Regions from separate parts of the Mus musculus genome. Here all the other regions are linked to region 1. Evidence: chromatin loops called from intact Hi-C (ENCODE). Cell type or tissue: gastrocnemius. All regions are shown on one strand. Each heading gives the region's core, and the rest is flanking DNA. Links, peaks and the distances in the headings are about the cores only.

What was found. A loop is a pair of places that touch in the nucleus more often than their neighbours do. Peaks named below come from ENCODE experiments on the same cell type or tissue, not always from the same donor. Only the 100,000 strongest peaks of a DNase experiment are listed, where the experiment ranks them.
Region 2: a loop joins it to region 1, with 2.5 times the contacts of the local background. A loop is called at or near these places in 16 of 42 quality-filtered maps.
Region 3: a loop joins it to region 1, with 2.5 times the contacts of the local background. A loop is called at or near these places in 3 of 42 quality-filtered maps.

What each region holds. Positions count from the first base shown.
Region 1 is chr1:131,521,022-131,528,579 of GRCm38, forward strand. It overlaps Srgap2 (SLIT-ROBO Rho GTPase activating protein 2), which reads right to left and starts at 6,340. Exons shown (of 23, transcript NM_001081011.2): 1 at 6,212-6,340; 2 at 3,917-4,572. The coding sequence starts at 3,983. It overlaps Fam72a (family with sequence similarity 72, member A), which reads left to right and starts at 6,882. Exons shown (of 4, transcript NM_175382.4): 1 at 6,882-7,558. In gastrocnemius, for the core only: a CTCF peak has its summit at 5,506; DNase peaks (open chromatin) are centred at 2,949, 3,701, 4,329, 4,662 and 6 more places; H3K4me3 peaks cover 5,000 bases; H3K27ac peaks cover 4,643 bases.
Region 2 is chr1:131,428,030-131,435,883 of GRCm38, forward strand. All of the region lies in intron 3 of Srgap2 (SLIT-ROBO Rho GTPase activating protein 2), which reads right to left. Among named protein-coding and RNA genes, the nearest start is that of Srgap2, 95 kb to the right of the region's middle. In gastrocnemius, for the core only: no CTCF peak of the experiment used is centred there; a DNase peak (open chromatin) is centred at 3,992; H3K4me3 peaks cover 318 bases; H3K27ac peaks cover 1,347 bases.
Region 3 is chr1:131,378,849-131,386,702 of GRCm38, forward strand. All of the region lies in intron 4 of Srgap2 (SLIT-ROBO Rho GTPase activating protein 2), which reads right to left. All of the region lies in intron 3 of Gm51644 (a long non-coding RNA gene), which reads left to right. Among named protein-coding and RNA genes, the nearest start is that of Ikbke, 100 kb to the left of the region's middle. In gastrocnemius, for the core only: no CTCF peak of the experiment used is centred there; no DNase peak of the experiment used is centred there; H3K27ac peaks cover 777 bases.

The DNA of each region.
Region 1 (7,558 bases), core at 2,559-7,558:
ATGAATCTCATCAAGGCTGTCAAGAATTTCCAGAAATTCCTGTACATAAAAGTACTTTATAAAATAAAAAATAGAAATAAGAAAACTATGCAAGAAGACTAAGAATATTAGTGCTTTTGGGTTGGACACTGAAAGACATGAACTTTTCAAAGGAATCCAAACACCCACAAAGCAGAAACAGTGGTTGTTTTTACATAGCCACATAGCAGACTGATTAAGGGAGCATTTCTCCTGCCCCTGAAAACCATACTGAGGTAGGACTGCTACTGAAACCTCAGAAATTCCTCAGAGCACATGCAAGCAGGTGCTTTTAAGGAATAATAGCATGAGAGAACAAAATCATAGAAGAGAGTCCAAAGTCTACTGAAAGTCTACTTGGTTCAAACAATTCTGACTAAAAAAACAGAGATACATACAATATTTTCAGACAATTTGCCTATCATGCATAAAAGGAAATTAATGTTCAAAGAGTATGGGAGATTTTTAGTGGAGATGGATTTGTTTTGTTTTTGTTGTGTTGTGTTGTGTTTCTGAAACAGGGCCTCACTCTACTCCAGGCTGGCCTCAAACTTCCAAAGTTCTTCTACCTCAGCCTCTCAACTACCAAGATTACAGGCATGAGCCACCATGACTGGCCAAAGGATTTAAATGACAGGTACATGACACATTTTGTTATTCCTCAACAAACTTCAACTAGAACTGATTCATTCCTACTATGGTTTCCTATCATTTAACAGCTGGTGCTTAGAGAGTGAACTCTCAAGGCAGCCTGACTAATTGGCAAGTAGACTATACAGTCATTGAGTACTCACAGGTGCCAGATACTGAGCTACAAGAAATCTGCAGACTAGCTAGCTCCTTTATTCCTCATAGGAATAGGAAACGCACACTATTTTGCCAATTTTCCAATTAAGAAACTGAGACTCGGACAAGACATGTAACATAGTAGAACAAAGGTTTAAACCTGGATTCTCTGCCTCTAACACTTTTACTTTTAACGGACACACCAAATTGATAGCTGTATAACATTAAAAAAAAATTTCTTGGCATCTATAAGAGAAGTCTGGCAGTATCATGAGTTACTTCCACAGAATTCATAAAACTCAGAAACTCTGCTTGTAGAGGGTAGGGGCTCACACCTGTATTCCCAGACTCACAAGTCTGACTCAGGAAAACTGCCATAAATTCAAGGTCAACCTGAATTACAGAGTGAATTCTGGGCTACCACAGCCTACACATTGAGACCCTGTCTCTAAGAAGCAAAACGAACAAACAGAACACAATTTTTTGAAAGCCCAAATTCTTAATTCTGACAGGTGAGGTAGTAAGTCACAGTGCCAACCCCAAGCCAAGATCCCTTGAATTTAAATTATAGAGTCTTCCACCATATATGGTTCTAGAAATGTAAGCTCCATAGGGGTCTGGCATTCTGTCTTCTTGACTGATGTAGAAAAGCCTAGAACACATACTAAGCACTCAACAAATAATAAATAAAACAAGGAAGGTGCCACTTTTGACTGTATGACCTTGAAAGGGTTTTTTCCCTCTCATAACCTCAGTTTCCTTAGATGACAATACTTCCTGGAGAGAGGTGACAATTACATAGACCACTCACTGGGGTGCCATGGTACATGATGAACACCCAAAGTAAACTGTTAGCACACGGCTGCTATACATCACTATTACAGATCACACACACTTGCCTTAAGAATTGTTTTCACCATGAACAGATGATATTTTTACTGGGAAGGTACAGAAGTCTGTCAAACTACTCCTACCTTCTACACAGCTACCACCTAGCTGTGTGACCTTGAACAAACCTCTCCAGTTCTCTACCTCCTCCTCAGCTGTAAACTGAGGGACTAAACCAAGTCAGTTCCAAAAGCATTCATGGGTACCTCCTCCAGCGAGAACTCAGGGTCAGCCACCTACCAAATTCTACATTCCTGAATAGTCAATGGAAAAATATTCACACACACACACTCACACACACACACACACACACACAAAACGGTCTCTAGTCTGTGGCAGGGTTGAAGAGAAACTCCAAATAGCTAAGTGCATTACATCATCTCAATGAGCAATATTTGTAAATACGCAAAGTACTTAATTTTTGAGACACTCATAAGAAGCCTATTACCAATTTTTAAAAAATCAGCAAATTCTGATACCTGTTAGCCCTGAACCTTAAAAAAAAAAATCACCAACATATAAAAAAATCACTTTTCATCTTAGTCAAATGTGTGCTTATGGAGAACCACCTGGGAAAGACAAAGTTATTAACACTCCCTATGGCAACAGTTAAGAATAGGATGTATTTTTTCAATGATATATCTGGCTAAAACCACAGGGAGTGCATTACAAGAGCAGAATGTGCTGCATCTGGACAGGACATAGAGGCCAGTGGCCATTGTTTACAAAAACAGGCTGGGATTATGAATAATGACAAGAGGCCAGGACCTCAGTTATAACTCACAACCACACCTCTCTCAATTCCAATCCAACTGGAGCTCTCAGCATTCAACTACCCCATTCTTGTAATAAATCTGACCAATATTTGCAGTCAAATGGATTGAAGGTCCCTTAGGGCATCTCCTGCATTGACCAAACTGATAATATATATTCTAAAAAAAAATCCTGAAGACACAATGATGACTTCAAACTGCCTTTCAACCTTCTAAGAGATAAAAGGGACTACCCATTTCACACTCTCCCTCTAACCCACATCCAAGGCAATCATCAGAGGGGAGACATGGTCTTTACCAAGTCCTCTAAGATAGAAAAAGGTCTCCTTGCATTGGTGCAGGGAATGGAGTAGGGGCCCCTCCCTCTCTACTCTGAAACAAAGGAAAAACCCAGAGTTCCAACCATGTGGTTTAACATTCAAGGCCACCCACCTCTCCCACTTCCCAGCTAAGGTCTCAATGAACTGTAGCCACATGGCTCTTCCCAGTGACTGGTCAGAAAGGGGCAGTGCCTTGCACAAACACAGACTAGGGCTCCTTCACTGGCATGACACCTCCTAAGGGAAATGCCCGAGAAGGGAAAGCCATGTGGGTATAGGTTTCGATTTGAGAAGCCAATTTAAGCAGTGGACTAGATGAGGAGACAACACTTGATTTCTCCAGGTCCACATTCTGCCTTATCCCTTCACGTTTTTGCTGAAAGGAAATGGACCTTTAAAAAGCATGTATTCTGGAGCAGAGGGCAACAACGCAGAAGGGTTAAACAATTATGTCTTCCTATTTTCCAGTTTCAGCACCACTCTGAGAACCTAACAGCCTAACTCTGTTAAGGTTTAAGTGAGGGGTGGAAACCAGTTTGGATGGCCTTATTCTTTCTGGTCTGTGATCTTTGATTGTATGCAGGGTGACCACGGGCCAGACAAGTACTAGGTACACCCAATATGGCTAGGGACTTCCTGAATTCAGTGTCTTGGCAAATCTCAAGCTTTAATACAGTACCAGAAAAACCCCACCTCTCCCAGGTCTCTCCAAATGGTTTCCCCTTCCCAAGGTTGCCTTTCCACCTGGGCTTCTCTACAACCTTTGAAATAAATGTCCAAACACCTGTCAGATTTCAGCTGTCCTTCAAGGAAGCTTGACTCAAGACACCCAAAGGCAAATAGCAGCTTTTTTTCTCTCTCTCTCCCCGGAGAACCTCCTGCCCCTCCCCCACCCTGCCCAGCCTTTGGGAAAAAACTGCCAAATTAATGGTCAGCCCCACAAAGATATTCCTAAAGCCCTCTTCTAGTGCCTATGGCCCCTGACACTGCTGATCCACCTATGAAACCACCTCTGGGGTCAACTTACCACCTGCTCCACCCAAGAAACAAACGCCCTGAAAATTGGGGTGGAAACGCATGCTTCACCAGTCCGCAGAACATATGCTTTATGCTAATTTTCAAAATCCTTACCTTTGACCTGAGTATCGTACTCTGCGATGATCTCCTTATCCTTTTTGAATTTGGCTGGAGACGTCATGTTTTCCTTCTTTCTTCCAAATCCGAATTGTGAATTGATAGATCCACGGGAAAAATCCAACCACTGATATCAATGCCTCCAAGGCCACTTCTCCCACAGGCAGAGAAATGCCCCGCGGTGGTATCCAGAGCTCCAGGAGAACACGAGCGGCGGGATGGGCAGCCGGCTACTGCACACACATGCAGACTGTGGGCGCTGAGGCCGGGGGTGGGGAAGTGGGGGGCGGCGGCGGCTGGCTTAAGTACTAAAGCCCTAACCACAACCGCAGCATTAACCAGGAGAACTGCAGCGCCCGGAGGCTGGCCTGGGGTCTGACATCAACGACACAGGCTGGGAGTGGAAGTCCTTCCGCACAACATGGTGTAGGGGATGCGGGGGTGTGGACGCGCCCAGCTGTGTCCCTAGGAGGGAGTGGGTTTGTCTTGGGGTGCCAGAGGAGGGCTAGGCGTTCTTCGCGGGATTGTGTGTGTGTGTGTGTGTGTGTGTGTGTGTGTGTGTGTTACCAGCTCAAAGATTCTGCAAATCAAATCCCAAAAGGGTGCCGCTGCAGCGCAGAGTGGGTCGGAAGTCTTTGCTCCGGTTCACTAGCCTGTAAATGCAAGAAAAGGGGGGAGGGGGCGATCAGTCGGAGGGAAGATCCTAATCGCAACAGGGGTGGGGTCGGGGATGACACTCCAAGTCCAGCTTTGGCCCATTCATCTTGGCCTAACAACGCCCGCTCCGCCCGAAGACCCGGCGTGGCGATCAATGTAGGGAGGAAAAATGTTCCCTCCAGGTTTTAAGGCAGAAAGAGAACACTTTGGAGCAGCCGGCAGCGCGTGCTCCGGGCGGAGACTGCGGCGGGAAAGCTGAGCTGCGGGTGGGGACTGCGGCACCTCGGCGCTTTCCCAACCCTGCTAGCCCAAGAGGGGTCCTCCCGCCTAGCCCGCGACGCGGCCCCTGACCTCCGGCTGGGGCACCTCCCAGACATCTACAGGATCCATACCAGAGGGGACAACCAGATGGGCACAACTTTTCTTCCCCTGCCACCCCTCCTCCCAGTTGTTTTGTTTTTGGTAACTAGCTTCTCCTGGCAGCAAAACCGGGGAGGGGGGTGAGGGGGGTGGAGGGGGGACGCTGCAGGAAGGGCCCGCTCCGCACGGGACATCCAGGAAAACAATGTGGTCGGCAGAAGCAGGAAACGAGCTAGAGGCGAGGGTCTAAACCGGGAAAACCCGGAGATGGGAGGCGGCAGGCGGCGGTAGCCTTCCCCAAGCCAGGTATGAGAGTGACTCTAAATGGCACCCCCCCCCCAGTATTTTTTTTGTCCCCCAAGCCTAGGGATCACAAATACCGCACCCAATCCCAGTCGGGTGGGAGGCATCAGTGAGAGTCGCTCCGGGAGGCGCGAGAGGCGGCGGCAAGGAGGCTGAGGGAAGAGCTCCAATGCTGCGGCGGGCCCCTGCCTCCTAGGCCGCCCTGTCCCCGCCGGCGCACAAGCGGCTCCAGGCAGTGTCGCCTACTCCCGGCGGCTGGAGGAAGGGCCGCGCGCAGGAAGAGCGAGCAGAGGCCGCGCGGTGCGGGAGGACAGGAAGCAGGAGGCGGGCGTGAGGTGGGGTCCTGAGGCAGGAGAGAGCCCGGGCCAGCTCGAGCCGCCCAAGCTTGGACGACCAGAGAGGGCGCCGAGAGGACGGCTTTGGGGGCGAGGCAGTGAGGGAAACCGCGGTGGACCGCTGCAACGTGAAGTGTAGGATGTTGGCAACTTTCGGGACCCGCATGAGGTTTGGGTATCAGAGTGGGTGGAGAAGCCCTGGGAGACAGACTGGAGGGCTGGACGGAGAAAGCACCCTGCAAGCCGTGAGGAACACCCCATCTTTCCGGGTCCTGGGCTGGCAGCCAAGGCTAGGAGACCAGGGACGAGACCAGCGGACCGTTACGGCGAGGCCCCTAGGTGGACCCGGCCAACCGTGTGCAAAGGGGCTGCGGGAGGGCGGTGTCGCCGCGTGAGGACCGTCCTCGGCAGTGCAGGGATGGGCGGAGAGATGAACAGTCCCGAGAAGTATTATGGGCTGCACTGGGGGATTTGGAGGGCCGGGGAGGGCGGTATGAGGACCGCGGGCGGCGACACGGCTAAGGCGGCGCCGAAAGCAGCAGCATCCGCAACGCGTCCACCCGCCCAGTCCCGGTTTGTTCAGTCAGAGCAGCAGCAGCCGGGCGTACGGGGAGGGAAGGGGAGAAGGAGCCTTTACCTGGCTCTGCCGCGACCGGTCCCAGGCCCAAGGTTCCGCTTCCCACTTAGCGTTCTCCTCCCCGCCACCCTCTTCTACGCAGTTCGGCCCCCCAGTTCCCTAAGGAGACTCCGCCAACTCCGCAAGACCCCGCCGGGAAGCTGAACCCACCCCTTTGCCAATCACCGCCCGCCTAATAGCGACTGACGGGGACTATAGCCAATAGGAACAACTGATCCATAGACGCCAGGAGTAGAGGCGGGGCTGACGAAACTTAGAGGTGTGGCGAACACTAGCTGCCTAGGCGCAGTCCTAGAGTGAGCTCCTCCCCGGCCTGTGGAAGCCTAAAGTAAAGCTGATGGGCGGGATAAAATGGAAGCGACAGCCAAACACAAACTCTCAAGAGAAGACGGGACCAATCGGACCGGGAAAGGGAGGAGGGAAGTTCAGCCAATAAATAGTAGAGAACGGCCTGGACCTTAGTGTATCCACCAATAAGAAACTCGGGGTGTGTCTTCCAAGTTCACAGGGGGGAGGGTTTAAGCCGAGCAGATGCTGGCCAATGATCTTAGGGGCTGAGCTAATATTAACCAATCAGAGAGCCGATCTGATATCGGCACCGTTACTGGGGCGTGGCCTCTGAGCTCACGTCAGGAGAAGGCCCTTGGCCTTCCAATGTGGGTCTGGGGCAAATTCTAGTCCTCCCAATCCCTGCTCGGCGCAGGCAATTCAAACTGACAGCGGGTTAGAAAAAGCAGAGAAAGCGGAAGAAAGAGCAAAACCCGGCGTGTTCGCTGACTGACTGCAGCGCGAACTGAGCCTATTCCGAGGCTTCTCCCCTCCACCTCGCTACACCGCTGCTCACTTCGGAGCGACCGCTGTGGAAGAGACCTTACGGGTTACGGGCCGCAAGTGCGAGAGCTCGGCCGGGAGAGGACGCCGAGAGCCGTGGTGCAAGGGAGAAAGCCCACGGGCGAGCTCCGAGAAGAGGGAGCGGGACGGGGCCAGAGCCCGCGTGGAAAGGGCTGAGGGGCGTTGAATCCTACGAAGAAGCCGCGTGGAGCTGAGCAAGAATTGGAGCGCTCTGCGGGCGGAGCTCGCGCTGGGAGTGGTCAGAGAGGCGAGGCTTTAAAGGGAAGAAGCCCGCTGGGAACTGGGAAATCGCCCAATTCCGGAGCCGGGGTCGGAGCTGAAGAGTAGAAGATTCTTGAAGACCAGAGAAAGTTAAACCTGTTGCGGAAGTTTCCCTTCAACTCCACTTGTCTCTCCCCACCTTGAACTCCATTTCCCTTCCCTCCCCAAGTCAAAAGGAAGTAAAATTTGCTCTTCCTACTCAATAAATACTAAGTTTCCCTTTCCACCAGGAAA
Region 2 (7,854 bases), core at 1,653-6,652, 94 kb before region 1:
TTAAATCTTTCATTAATACTGAGCCATTCCCTCATGATTCTGTATCTCCTCACAGTATGATACTTCATCACAGCACAGGACATAGATATTAAAGTCTTTACTTCAGTTAACATGGGACCAAATTTAATTGAGAACATAATTGTGTTATCTTCTACCTTTCTGTGACTGAACCAAGCACGAGTCCTTTCCTGAATATTCCACTTTTCCTCCCTTCTCAGGAACTATTGGTACCTGCTTTAAATAGGATTCTATTTTTAGATTCATGTGCCTGTGTGGATATGTGCTATTATTCTCTTATAGCCTGTCTGGCTTTCCCCAATCAACAATAAAATAAATAAATAAATAAAGTCTGTATAGCAGAAGCTGTCTTTTCTTCTTATCTTGGTAGCCTTCCCACCTCACAATCAGCTCCCAATCCCAAAGCATGGCTTTTGTCTTTAAAAGAGAACTGGGTCAAAGACAATGCATCTAATTGGCTGTGAGGCTGTGAGTTCTTAAGAATTAAAAGATCCAGAGATGGAGCTACATACTGCTCCCTAGGTTTATTGAAATACTTATAGGAGGAGAGACGACTGTAATTTCCCTGACCCCCTGTACTGCTGTCAAAGGGCATGCTACTGCCTGGGGAATTAAAAGCTTGAAGTGTGGTCTGCTGACCCTTTAGTGTCAGATCCTAGGAAGCATAGGAAGCTCTTGGAAGTCCAGCATCCTCCCAAATGCTCATAAAAGCATGTTTCGCTGTTGACCTGCCCTCTATCATTCTCTGTCCCAGGAGGATGAAATAACACCATTTAAGTACAAGTGTGGAAGCTTCCTGAGATCTGGAAACCAGTAACCATATTCTGCTTCCAGCATAGCTAATTCATTATGGCCAGTGGCCTGCTGGTCTCCATGGAAAGCACTGCAGGAGGCAGAACAGAACAGATCATCTACCTAGTCAGGTCTCACTGCTCTTTGCAGAAAACCCAACAGTTTATTGCTACACTCTTCTGTGATAGTGGTAATTCTATCAGCTAATTTCTACTGAATATCTACTTAGTGCAGATGCTAGCCTAGTACTTCCCATACTATATCCAATCATAAGAACAACTTTTCAAGGTATTAGTCCACACTTCAGAGATGTGGAAACTGAGGCTAAAAGGGATTTAATGACTAGTTCAAAATCACATTGCTATAAGCAGTAGAGATCAAGTTTAGACTCAAATTTACCTGGTTCAAAGCTCAGGGGGCTTTTTTTTTTGTTTTGTTTTTCTACTAAATTGCAAAGCTTCCTGAAAAGCTTGCACCAAAATTGTTTTTCAGTTCCAAACAGTGGTCAACCAACCTGTCTTGCCTACACTCAAGTTATCTTCTGATGACTCCCATTCTCCTCTGTCCTTGTGTAAGGAGCCTTCCCAACACCTTTCATTTTTCATTAGTTCTTTGGGAGTTCCATATGAGCTTCATACACCTTTCAACTCTTCCCAGATCTATTCTATTCCTGTTCTTATCCACCCAACTTGGCATCATTAAAAAAAAAAAAAATCAAGACAATTTGTGCTGTGCTGCCCAAATATTCTTGGATGTAGTAGTCCTCACTAGAGTATGGTTAATTTAATAGGAGCTACACTCAGAGAACACTGTCTCTCCCTCTCCCAGCAGCTAACAACTGCCAATAGCTTCATGGCAAAGGGAGGGATTTTGTGTCCAACTCCCATCTCCATGTTGGGGTTTGGTCTAATTTGGTCTGCACAGGTCTTGTGTATATTGTCACAACTACAGTGAGTTCAGATGTGCAGCTGCCCTGTGTCTAGGAGATGCTGTTTTCTTGTAGTCATCCACTGGCTCTCACATTCTCTCCACTCCTCTTCTGCAGTGCTCCCTGAGCTTCAGAAGGAGGGAGTGCAGAATATATGCTTCACTTAGGACTGAGCACTCTGCAGTCTCTTCTTCTCTTGCCAGATGTTAACACCATCTTTTAAAAAGGACCAACCGTCACCTAAAGTTCTATATGGAATGGGCTAGTGGAAAACATACCAAGGAATTTCCTGTTAATTTCTCAATAAAAAAGTAACTTGAGCCACAGGGAAGGGAAGCCAACCCATGCTTAACACCAGATGCTGCTACATCTGGGCAAAACTTTCCTGGGGGGAAACAAACAATTGCCAAATATGTCCAAGATGAGTGAATGATGTGCAAGTCCCAGGAAGTCAGGAAGTGCTCCTTCTAGCAACTTTATCTTTCCTACTGCTGCCCTCTTAGGTGGTCCCATACTCAAGGAGAATCGGTTTTCTCTGGTTCTCCACTTTTCTCTCACTTGCAACCAGAGCTGTAATGTTCTCTATGGTCAGCAGACTCTGCTTTTCAACCCAATGTCATCTTGTGAGGGTGGCAAATAGCTTTGAACTTGATTTTGAAGGAAGATTCCACTAGCAGAAAAAAGGGAAGTACCTGCAGCAACCTGCACATACATAGGCTAGGCCTAAGACCAAGAACATGGACTCTACAAGAATTTTAATTGTGTACTTATTCTTTTACTGAAGGGAGTACTGAGAGTTGAATATCTAAAAAATTCTATTACTTTATATTTTTTGTGTGTTTGAGTACTTTGCCTACATGTATATATTATGTGTGTGCCTGATGCCCTAGAGGTCAATAGAGGGCATCAGATCCTATGGAACAGGAATCACAGAGGTGGTGAGCTATCATATGGGTGGTAGGAACTGAAGCTGGGACCTCTGGAAGAACAACCAGTGCTCTAGCCTCTACTAGTTCATGAGATCCCAAGGCCAGGCTCTCCTGCGACCTTCCCAAGAGTAACAACTCACAGAAATCAGGTAGGCAGAGTTACTTTGCCTGTGCCCAACCTTCATGTACTGCTAACTTAATGTTACCAAAAATAAAATATTTTTTTATTTTTTATGGTTTTTTTTTGAGGGGGGTAGTCCTAAGTTAAGGTCCCTTTAATTTCTTTGGACATCCTTCTCTAAGAGTCTAGAATATAATTTTAAAACGTCCAACAAATATTTATTAAGGAGAAGGAAAAGATAAGAAAATATTGACAACAGGCTACAAAATAGCATAAGGTCTGTGTAAGAAGCACAGCAGGATAGCCAAGCATGGTGTTTCTCTAAAGCTCCACATGGGGTAGGGGTGGGGGAGAGAAACTACTTCAAATTAAAACAAAGACATTAGTTATTAAAAGCAGGAGATCAAAACCAAATGAGCTGAAAAGTAATTTACAGCAAGCTTGTTGAAAGAAAAGAAGAAAAGAAAAGCCAGCACATTATTAATTAGAATCCTTCAGAATCCTGTGGGGCAATATTAACACAAATTCCACTTAAAGAGACAATCAAAGGCTCAACAACAAATAGGAATACATTTATGCTCTTCAAAGAGCCAAAGAAAATGCCAAAACATCTTCCATAAGAAGGCTTCCTACTGTCACATAAGATTTTATCTCCACTTTTAATCAAACAAGGCTGTAACAATCAGTGGACAGGGAGGCCACATTACTTAGCAGAAGGTAGAATGGAATAATCAGTATAGTTGTCTACAGCTTCTTTCACTGTCTGGGGCAGAGGGATGGGACCATCAGGTCAGATTTTACATGAGTCATGCTGTAAGGGCTGTAATGAGGCTATCTTCACTGAGCCATGTGGGGAAGGACAAAAGGTGAACATGGACAAAGAGCAGAAAGCACAGTCACAGGGTGACAGCGTAATGACTTCCAGAGGAAACATTTTTTTCCAAAAGAAAATGAAAATACGGAGTTCAGCAACATTTGCCCCTAAACGCAGCTACTTAAAACTATAACAAAAATAACCATCCTAACCCAGGATGAATGGCTGAGATGGAGCCAGAGTAAGAGACTGGCCTGGAAAAGGGTGGGATGAATCCATGTGTACTGTCTTCAGCTCTGGCCAACCTGCTCCATCCGAAGTTGAATAAACTCCACATCCCAGAGCGGGATCTATCTGAGCTGCTGCTGGCAGCTGTTCTCCTGGCAGCACAGGCAGACAAATTCATGGCATTACTGGGCCAACAGCTGCTACAGCTCTGGGGGAAGTGACAAGTGCCTGCTGAGAATGAGCTATTCTGGGACCAGTCATAGAGTCAGCAAAATTGAGGCTACAGTTTGCTGGCTGAATGAAGATACAGTATACTTCCTACTCCAAAGTTTAGAAAACCAAAAAGTGCTTTCTCTGCCCCAGCTTGTTTGACTCAGGTGATTCTTGCCTTTACATTCAGCTCAATCTTTCTATTCCCAAGGGCATGACTTTCATTTGGCTCATATTACTACTGTCACCAATGGACTACCCTATATCCCTTCTATGTCCTTTCATCTAGGTTCTTTGTTTCTTTCCTTTTAAAGTGATTTATTTATTTTTATTTTCTCTGCATTGCTGTTTTTGCCTGCATGTTTGTGTGTGGTGTGTGTATGAGGGTGTCAAATCCCTTGGATAGGGTGTTATAGACAGTTGTGAGCTGCCATGTGGGTGCTGGGAATTGAATCTGGGTCCTCTGAAAAAGCAGCCAGCGCCCATAACCACTGAGACATCTCCCCAGCCATAATCATCTAGGTCCTTGCTAAAGCATGGACATAATTCAGTTCCTTGCTCAGAAATTGTCAGTGGTTCCTCTATACTTACAAAACAAAGCCCTAACTCTATAGGCTAGTATTTACAAACCTCTATAATCTGGCTTACCTTTTCCAGATTTACTCAATATTATAGTTCATATAGTTCAGAAAAGCAAATAAGTTATCCATCAGCCATGGTTTTCTTACCTCAGGGCTGATGGTAACACTATTCTCTATCTAAAATGCTTCATTCTCCAATTTCTTCCATTGTGTCAATTATATTAAATATTTAGGAAAGATACACAGCCTTGGCAGTCTTACTTTTCCATTCCTAACCACTGAACTTCTGAAAGTCTCTTTTCCTTGGCCTCAACCAGAACAAATTACTCTTTTATGTGTACTATGTATGATGGGGGGCATTGTTCTTTCACACACTTGTCCTTCCACACACCATGAAACTTAGGCAATGTTATAAACACTGTCCCTCAATGTGACAGACATTTTCCCCTTCTATAGTGATAGAAACTCCTCTTTCTAGGTCACCCAAATTAATAAATATATTGTCTACCCTGCCCCCCCCAACAGTGTAGATAACCATGTGACTGTAGTGTTTGGCTGGATGAGTTAAGGCATGTATGTGCTGCTTCCAGACTATACCTTTAAAGAATAAAGACATGTTTCCCTCTTGCCCTGTTGCTTTTCCCAATGGGGGAAATTTGACATCGTGACAATGAGCTACTTTGGGATATATAGCAATAAACGACACTCTAGGGGTGAGATAAGGAGCCTGACGCTGTCCTGACTGGTTAAAAGAATGTTATGTATAGAAAAATCTGCACCTGTCTTGCATAAGCTAACACTACATAAAGTCTACTATAGCAGCCACATCTATCTTAACCAAACTAGTCATGGCTAAAATGTCTTTTCTGCATCAAAAGAAAGAAAGAAAAAAGTAGGCAAACAAGCAAGCAAGAACAGATCAGAAATGAGAAGGCCATTATTTTTTTTTCATGCTACCTACAAACTGGCAGCACAGTTGCAGGAGCACAGCTGTCTGCAGCAATGCCTGTAGTACACAAACATCTGAGCACACAGAAATGAGGGGGAGATGGGAAAATGAAGATTCCATCCGCAATGTTAAAGTGAGAAGTAGAGGCCCCATCAGCACATTAGTGAGACAAGACAGAAGTTAGCCACTTCTGTGGATTCTTCAGATGCTCACTGGGGTTAGCATCTTATTCTTATTAAGTGCATTTGTCCATACAACTCAGCCAACACCTCTTCTAGTACACTATACCAAGTAAGTGTGCTATTATGTGACCATTTTTGACCTATAAAACCCAGCAATTCAGATGTTCCATTCTGAGAGAAGAAAGCTTTTTGTCTTCAAGCTTTTTTAAAAAAGGATTTATTTCATGTGTGTGTGTGTGTGTGTGTGTGTGTGTGTGTGTGTGTGTGTGTGTGTTGTAATTGAGTACAGTGCTCATAGAGGCCAGAAAAGGGCAACAGATTTCTAGATTGCCTGATAGGGGTCTAAGAACCCAATTTGGATCCTCTCAAGAGCAGCAAGTACTCTTAACCACTAAGCCATCCCCTGCTCTGCTTCTCTCAGAATGCCTTGAGCCCAAGATTATTAGTAAGAAACTGCTGAAATTGACTCAATCAACCACTCCTTCAAACATTTCTAACTCCCTGAGACACCTCCCTCCTGCCTGGGAGGAGGAACTAACTTTCTTACTCATTTCTTTTAGGCACTTTCCTTTCTCCTACCAAAAATGTTTACTGCCTACCAGCATTGGGACGTCTCCTAAACCTTAGGTTTTTATTTAGCTCTTGGTTCTTCTTCTCTCGTCTACATTTACAATATCGTTTACACTACAGATTTCAATAGATATTCCCACTCAAAACCACTTGGCTTGGCAGTACCACATCTCAACTTGGGAACATAAAATCCTTACAATGCCTCAAACTCAACATGCTCAAAGAGAGAGTCACTATTTAAAACACCCATTTCCTCAATGCCTGCATGTTTATAAAAGACACCACAATTATTCTGCTATCCAAGTTAGAGACATCAGATTACTTCTGACCAGTAAGATTCTTTTTATCTAATCAGTTATCAATCTTGTTTAATTTCTCAAATAACTTCTGAATAGTGCAATCATATAAGGCTAAAATATCCACCAAAGGGTCTCTGTTAAAGGCTTGTTTACTGCTGTGGTACTACTAGACAGTAGCGGATTCTTTAGGAGGTAGGACCCAGGAAAAGGAAGTTGCTATACTGGGAGATTGTCCGTGATGGACTGCTAGCCCCATCCTTTCTCTGCTTCTTGACCATCACAAAGGAACATACCTCCCCCACATGCTCTTGTCACATGCCACCACCAACCCCACAAAATAGGATCAAACAACTATGGACTAAGAACCACTGGAACCATGAGGCAAGAAAACTTTTCTCCTCATAGTTTATTTGTCTTAGTTATCTGGTCACAGTAACTGGAAGCTGACTAACACAAACACACGCCTATTGCTCTGTTTTAGATGCTATCCAATTTTACATGCACTACCCCCCAAATTTAATATCCTTCTCTTGGATTTAAATACACGCATACACAGACACAGAAAGATACAAACACACATACAAAGACACACACACACAAATACACACACAAAGATCCCCCCACATACACAGACACAGACATACACACACACACACACAGATACTCACACACACAAATACACACACAGATCCCCCCACATACACACATACACACACACACACACACACATGTACACACACAGATACACACACACACACACACAGACCCCCCCCCCACATACACAGACATACACACACAGACCCCCCACATACACAGACATACACACACAGATACACACAGAGACCCCCCCCAATACACAGACACAGACATACACACACACACAGAGATAAACACACACAGACCCCATACACACACAGACACACACCCACACATAGTTTTGCCCATACTTTTCCTTGGGTCTGTCTCTCAACATAATATCCTCAAAGGTTCATTACCACAGAGCATGTCAAATGTGAAATTCTATGCTTGCTATCAAAGCATTATCCTTTGGGACCCATTCTACTTACTTAACCTTGTTTTTCACGGCTTTTGAAAATATCTCTTTTCTTCTATCTCTATTAAAGCCCCCTTTTCTCTATAGTTTATAGTTCTTTCCCCTGTTAACCAAGTATTCCAAAGCTTATCTTATTCCCAGAGGAACCAGCACAGAACACAGTATCTAGATGGAATTAA
Region 3 (7,854 bases), core at 1,117-6,116, 140 kb before region 1:
GGGGTTAAAAGAGCTGGGAAGCTACTAGGGAGCCCCACCCAAAGACAAGGAGCACATTTATTCCTAGGGACAACAAAACTGATGAAGCCAAGTAGAAGACAATGAGGACTGCAGAGCTTTCCCTTCTCTATAAAGGAGCAAAGGGGTTTCTAAGCAGGGAAGAAAAGGAATTTACAGTGTAGTCTTTGTGCACCAACACATGGCTGATCTCTTTTCTTTAAGATTTCTTGGAAGAGAATGAGTCATCTAAACATTGCAGGAAACCAAACAGAAGTTGGGGGTGGCTAACTTTGGGTAAAGTTTTTCTTTTAAGTGTTTGTCAAAAAAAAAAAAAAAAAAAAAAGAAGAAGAAGAAGAAAAAAGAAAGGTAGCTAAATTTAGACTAGAAATGTGGCACAATTAACAATGGACTCGGAAGTGCAATAGTGTACTCATATCTGGAGCTTTCATTTTGAAACTTATCACAACCTTTTTGGCTAGAGTGGGAGCCCCACTCTGCCTGGGACAAAAGCAGGTCTCATCAGAAATAAGTTTGCAACAGCTCCTTCCAGCTGTGTGCTTAAAACACCAGCAAGAAGCCTTCCTTTTCTAACAGACAAGGGCTGGACAGAACTGGAACATACAGCCTCATCTCCACACTGTCCATCACCCCACCCAAGTGTAAGGTAGCAGAAGGTGTGGTCTGCTCAGCCTGCATGTAGGACTGTCACTTGCCCCTTTAAAAGGTTATTTTATTATTTTTAATTATGTGTAGGTGTGTGTGTCTGCATGTGGGTATGTGGAAGTGAGTGCAGATTTCCGGGGAGGCAAGAGGCACCAAATCCCCTGTGTTTGCTGTTAAAGTTACTAGCTGACAGATGACTGGGACCTAACTAAACTTGGGCCCTCTGCAAGAGCATCAGTGCTCTGAACTGTTGAGCCATCTGTGTACTACTTGCCCCAACTTTGTACTTTCTTAATACATTTCCTGAATGTCAATGGGTTTTTTTTTTTTTTTTTGGTTGTTGTTAGATAGAAACAAAACAAATGAACAGACAAATGAACAAAGAACCCACCAATATGAAAGGCTTCTAAAACTAGTCTGCACCAGGAGGAGCACTGATTCTTTACTTTCCTACTTATTCAGACCAGCATAGTTTACCTATCTACACTACAGAACTTCTATTAGGCACAAAAACCTCTCCTTATTTTTAGATGTGTGTATATTTATGAAAGCATGTTTTTGTCATGTGATAGAAGCTAATTTCAGGGTCCCAGGGCCGAAGCTGTTAGTAGGTAGAAACAGCAGGGTCATTTAATTCTGTGACAATGAGATTGGGTCAGCAGTTTTCCAAAAAGGAATCAAATTTTCAAGTGCACAGATCTCTACCAGTGCTAGCATCATCTCTTTACCCCCAAAGATGTATCAGAGGCCAACTGTTCAAAGAAAAAAATATCTAATTTAAAACTGAATGGACATTTCCAGATCTCAGAGGAAAGGGATATAAATGTTCTATTAAGCTCTGCAGCAGGAGACAAGCCACCAGATCCAGGGTGGAGGTTTCAGGGGCACTCTATTTCAAAGAGGCCGAGTTCCTGAGCTGGCACTTTGCCCAGAATGCTTTGAATGGTTAAGATAGGGTTTAAGGGAGTGGGCTATTAGGTATCAAGCCAATGTTAGGTGATGGTGGTAACTGAACCTGGCTGGCCTCTCCCATCCAACTTAATCCAAAAACCAAAAACAAAACAGAAAACTAAACAAACAGTGGTTCAGTAGGGGCTATTGTTACAGGGGTGCAGAGAATGGTGATCTAGCAGGTCAGAGCTGAGAAATGACTCTGAATTTCCCTTCAACCGTATTTCCTTACTTGTGTGTAGGAAGGACCTTGTTAGTCTCCATTCATCCACAGATGAAGAAACCAACAATGACTACCAAAGTTGTGCTCTACTGGAACTTAAACTCTGGGGAACTCAAGGTCATACAATACATATATATACTGCTAGGAGGATAGTTTGGTGGGAGAAGGCTTGCCCAGCAGCTTAAGGCCTTGGTGGTGGTGAATCTCCAGCATGTCAAATGATAACAGCAGCAATTATATCAAAGCACAAATATTGTGAAGAAAGGCTGGCTTGGAGTTGCCATGTGAGAAACACTGGTACTGCTTGACATTTTGAATACGGGTAGGAGGCAAGGATGTTTTGAAATTATAATCCAGTATGTCTACAATGAAAATCTTATGTGTAGCGCCTTCTTGTATTTCCTACTCTCTTCTGATTTTTAAATACTAGTCATAACTCACTAAATTTAAAGTAGCAGTGATAGGATTAGAGCCCACCAACCAAGACAGGCGCTAAATAACTTCCCCTCTTGAGATAGCTGATTACAGTTCAAAGTAGGTTTATGCTCAATTACTGAATTCTGGCAAGGCAGAAAGACAGCTGGATTTTAGGGAATATACAAAAAAAAAATCCATCAGCAAATATTTATAGAACATCTACTATATGTCATGTACTTGTGGCTTGAATATAAAACAGAGAGTTTAAAAGTTCACAGTCTGCTGAGAAAGATAGATATTGACCTGACGTTCGAGCCTATCAGAATGTAAGTCTTTATCCATCTCAAAGACATTAATAGAAATGGGATGATCCTAGGGTAAGGATTTCTTTTTCCTTATCTTGTCCTGCTTGCCAGAAACAGAAATTGGAGTTTTTAAAAATCCAGCTATTACACAGTAAATCCTTCTACTTTGCATTTGCCTTTCTAATTACAAATGGCTGCTTCAGTCATAATGACACTGCTTTGGAGTAAGTGGATCTCAAAAGCTTATATACTGGCTAAAAAAATGTTTGGAATCTTTTGAGTTTGTAAGCACCATAAAAGCTAATTTTACCAATAACCATTTCACTTGGAAGTTAATGAGTATAGCTAAATTTCCCTGGGGAGGGGGGAAGTCATATTACAGAAAAAAAAAGTCAGAAACCTGACACACTATAAATCCCACTACTTGTTTCAGATTCCTGTTGAATTATTTACAAAACATAGTATTAAAGTATCCCAAAGCCTCCCCCATTGCCACCTGCGGCAGTTGGGAGAGTTGGCCCTGGAGCCACAAGAGAGCAGGTGAGCTGGCCCTACACTTGCCTGGGAGCAGAGTAGAGCTGGCCCTGGTGGAGGAGGCACAGGTGAGCAGGGCTGAAGGCAAGAGCATAGGAGAGCTGGCCCCCCACTCATCTGCCATGCAGCAGCGTGGGTACAAGTATGATAGCCCTACCTTGCTGCCACCCATCGTAGTTGGAGAGCTGGTACTGCTGGCATGAGAACCAGAGAGCAAGCCCTGCCCTCTCACTAGCGGTAGAACACAGGGAAAGTGGGTCTTTTCCTGCACTTCACCTGGACAACACAGTGGAGCTGGTCCTGATGGCAAAGGCACGGGTAAGCCAGCCCCAAGGGAGTGAGAGCAGGAGCACTGTCCCACCCCTTTGAAGGCTGCAGCACATAGGAGAGTAGGCCCCACACCTTGAATGGGCAGCACGGTGGAGCTGGCTCCAGAGGCACAGGTGCAGGTGAGCCAGTCTCAAGGGTGTGAGAGCAGGAGAGTGACCCTGCCTCCTGCTGATGGAAGTTTTCAATGGCCTAGCTGGAGCAGTGCTGGAGAGCTTATCTTGGTGATATGGTTAAGGGAGAGTCTGCATGCTGACCAGCTCAGCTACCACCCATGCACAGATCCAGGGCTCTGAGTTGGCCCAACTCAAAATTTGAATAATCTGAAAATGTTTAGGATGTGTGAAAGGTCTAGGCCTGCTGACCCAAAGTTGCAAGATCTCCCTGACACAGAGCAACAACAGGATAACCAGGAGGAGTCCTGGTGAGGAGCCAATCTTGATGGTATCATAGAATCCAGAGATCTCGGACCAGACCAGACCAGTAACTCATTGGAATGAACATTTGCAAGTGAAATGTGTGGCCAGAGGGATACACTGTGGGACACACTGTGACATATTACAGCTTCCACAATGAGATGTTTTCTATGCTTTGCTTGTTTTTTGTTTGTGTATGTTTTATTTTGTGGGGAAGGTTGTCAGGGCAAAGGGCAGACATGAGGGGATGGGGAGATGAGCAGGACTGGGGTGCATGATGTGAAACTCACAAAGAATAAAAAGCTAAAAACAAAACACAACAACAACAAAACCAAACCAACCAAACAAAATAAGAGCCCAAAGCTATTAAAATATAAAATCACTGAGAACTAATGGAGGAGCAATCTCTCTTGAGCAGCTTACGTCTGGCATAGACTCAAAAGTGTTACATTCATTAGCAATTGCAGTGTTTTGCTTGTACCAAGTTTACTATCCTTTGCATCAGAGTCCAGTAATGAAAGATAAAGACTTTTCCTATTTTCCCACCATTACTTTGGATTGGATTGTGTTAGAATGCCTAATTTTAGAAACTGCTGCTTAAATTATAAGAATGAATGAACATCTCTTAATAATAAGCTTAGCTTACCAATAAATAGATACAGACTAGATGGATACATTAAAATAATAGATCCAAATTTCTGTAGTCTTTAAGGAATACACTTTACTGGTAAAGAGATTAAGAACAGAAGAGAATCTATCAAGAAATGGCAGCTGGAAAACAAACTGGCATATCTACTCTGAAATCCAACAAAGTAGAAATCAAATCAAAATTAGAGGAGATAAAGAAAGCCATTACATACTAATAAAGGGAAAAATCATTAAGAAGATATAGCTGTAAAATATATACAAAACATTCTAGCTTCCAATTTCATAAAGTAAACCCTGATGGACATAAAAGGTCAGATAGGTCCCACATCAATAATAATACAGAGTGATTTTGATACCTCATTGTCCTCTTTAAATAAGGCATCCTACTAAAAATCACCAAAGAAGCCTCAGGACTAATCTGCACCATGGTTCAAATGGACTTAGCAGATAGACAGAATATTCCATCTAAAAGCTATAGAATAGATGTTATCAGCATCCCACGTACCCTTCTCTAAACTATGCCATGTTCTAGCCATAAAGCAAGACTTACAAAATATAAAAGAACTAGAATGATTAATTGTATCTTATTCTATCAAACAACAAAACAATAGTAAGAAAAACCATAGAAATTATTTTAAAGTATGTATGTGGAAAAACACTCTAAGATGAGAAATCAGAAATTTAAAAATTCTTAAAAATCAAATGAAAATAAAAGTACAACATACCAGGAAATTTGCTAGTTCTAAGAAGAAAGTGTATAGCTATGAGTACTTATATTAAAAATATATGAAACAACAACAAATAAACAATCAAACCTTCAAAGCTAACAATGTGCTTTGGGACCTTAGAAAAAATAAGAATATGTCAAACCCCAAAGCAGTGAACAGTAATATACAATAAAGAGCTCTTTCTCTTCCAGTCCTAGGTGCTGAAGGCGAATGTCTACTTATTTCCAAGGCTGGACATTAGAGGCATAGAAACAGTGTCTAGGTGACTTTGGGTACCCTCAAGTAGACTGGGACATACAAGGAACAAAAGACACAAAGGCAAAGAGGACACAAATCTCAGGACATAACATCAACTCAGGAAGAAAAGCAAGCAAAGGCTTAAGAAAGCAAAAGAAACAGCATAGTAAGTGCTTGCAAGCATCTGCCCTCCTACAGTATTGAATCCCAGGAGCTGTTAAAGTAGGAAGAATGCCTTGTGGTTCTCAGATGGCTGGGCTGAGACATGAGGTGACAGAGCTCATCTGAAAGTTGGCATGTGAACACCGAGAGGAGGGAAACACCCGGGTAGGAAATGAAACAGTCAGCAGCACTCTACAGGAAATGCCTAAATGAGAAAACTGCTGATCAAACGAGAAAGAGGAACTTAGCAGTACAGCCAGTTCATCAGGAATCAGTGTACTGTTAGAAGTCTTCATTTGCCTTAGAATCCCAGTCTAGAGAAAGGAAGAGGCTCCAGGGGTTTAATCATGAATATAACAGTCTCTTGACACTTCAGGTACCATGGTTGGCTCTAAGAGGAACATAATGCCAACTTTAGAATACTGAGTAGATCTCCCCAGGTGCTGTGCTGGTTTATATCTTCTTGTCTTTGTGCATGCCAATTACAGTGGCAGCTATTACCATCAGTCATGGCCCATGAACACTTTTTAAAAATCTGTATCCTTCTGGATAGCACGTTCCTTCTCACTAGCACCTTCTCACATGAAAATCATTCAACTGTGAGAAGGAAAAGGCCAGAGTTTGGGCTTGTGTGTGTGTGTGTAAATATTTACTATTAAAAGGCAAAATTAGTAACCTCTTGTGAGGTTTTAAATATATATATATAATATATATGTAAAATTAGTGAATAGTAAATCAGCAATAGAATCTGGGTGGGAGTCAGGGAAAAGATATTGTTAAATAAGCAGTAGAGGGTTAATCTATAGTAAACGTTGGCAAGTCAAGAATATAGCCCCATAGGCTGTCAAGATGGCTTAGTGGATAAAGGTATTTGCCACCAAGCCTGAAAACCTGCATTTGATTTCTAAGATTCAAGAAGTATTAGGAGAGAACTAATTCATGCAAGTTGTCCCTTGAACTCCACATTCACACCAGGCATAAGCACCTGTACACACACACACACACACACACACACACACACACACACCCATGTAAAAAACAAAAACTAAACTAAAAAACACTTTCTAAAAGAATTTATGATGTAAGATAAGAAAATCCACAGAATCAACTAACCTGGACCCATAGGGGCTCACAGAGACCGAACTGGCTACTAGGGAGCCTAGATAGGACTGACCTAGGCCCTCTGCATACGTTACAGTTGTGTAGCTTGGCATTCTTGTGCAACACCTAACAGTGGGGGCAAGAGCTTTCTCTGACTCTGTTGCCTGCCTGTGAGACCCTTGCTTAGCCTTAATAGGAGAAGAGGTGCCTAGGCTTATTGCTATTTGATATACCATGGCTAGTTGATATCCATAGGAGGTCTGTGCTTTTCTGAAAATATTATGGAGGAGGAGCTGGGAAATGGGGTGGGAGGAAGGGGAAGGACTGAGAGGAGAAACTGCAGCCAGGATTTTTGAATAAATAAAGAAACAAGAATACATGCTATAGGCTGGGTTTGATAGTATACACCATAATAATCCCAGCACTCAGGAATCTCAGGCAGGATGGGAAGTTAGGCCTGCCGTGGCTGCATGGTGAGACCCTGTATCAAAAAGGAAAGCAGAACAAAATATTAAAAGGAGAATACAAGTTGTAATTTATGGTAACCACTAAAGAGATAGTGTCACTAGCAATCTAAGAGGAGGAAAACTCTGTAAACCATATAAAAAGAAGGAACGAACTCATCTGCTAATGGGTTACTCGGGCAAACAGACTGAATTCTAGTTGTCAATAGAGGAGGACTTGATCACAGAGGGTAGCACCACGTTTTTGGTGGGTGATGGTATGTACTGTCATGTGTCTTAATTTTGGTCAGTTCAAAGCTGCACTTTTCAAGAATACTCCACATTCTTTCCTGAATATCCAACCTTCTCTGAGATCATTTCCATTCCATTTAAATATTATTTAGAGTCAAGGATGGTGGCACAGGCTTGTAATCCCAACATTTCTCAGTGGCTAAGGCAGGAGGGAAGTCCAAAGCTAGCTTTGGCTACATAGCATGAACATAAGTTTTTATTATTTCTTTCAGTGTAGGTCTGCTGGTGATAGGTTTTTCATATCTTCTTATTTGGAAATCTCATTAGTTGGCCTTCACTTCTTAAGGATACGTCTTTCTACTGCCTCCTATCTTTCATTGTTTTCTATTGAGAACCTAACAGTTAACTTTGTTGTTGCTTCTTTGAGTGCAGCTGTAAGACACTTC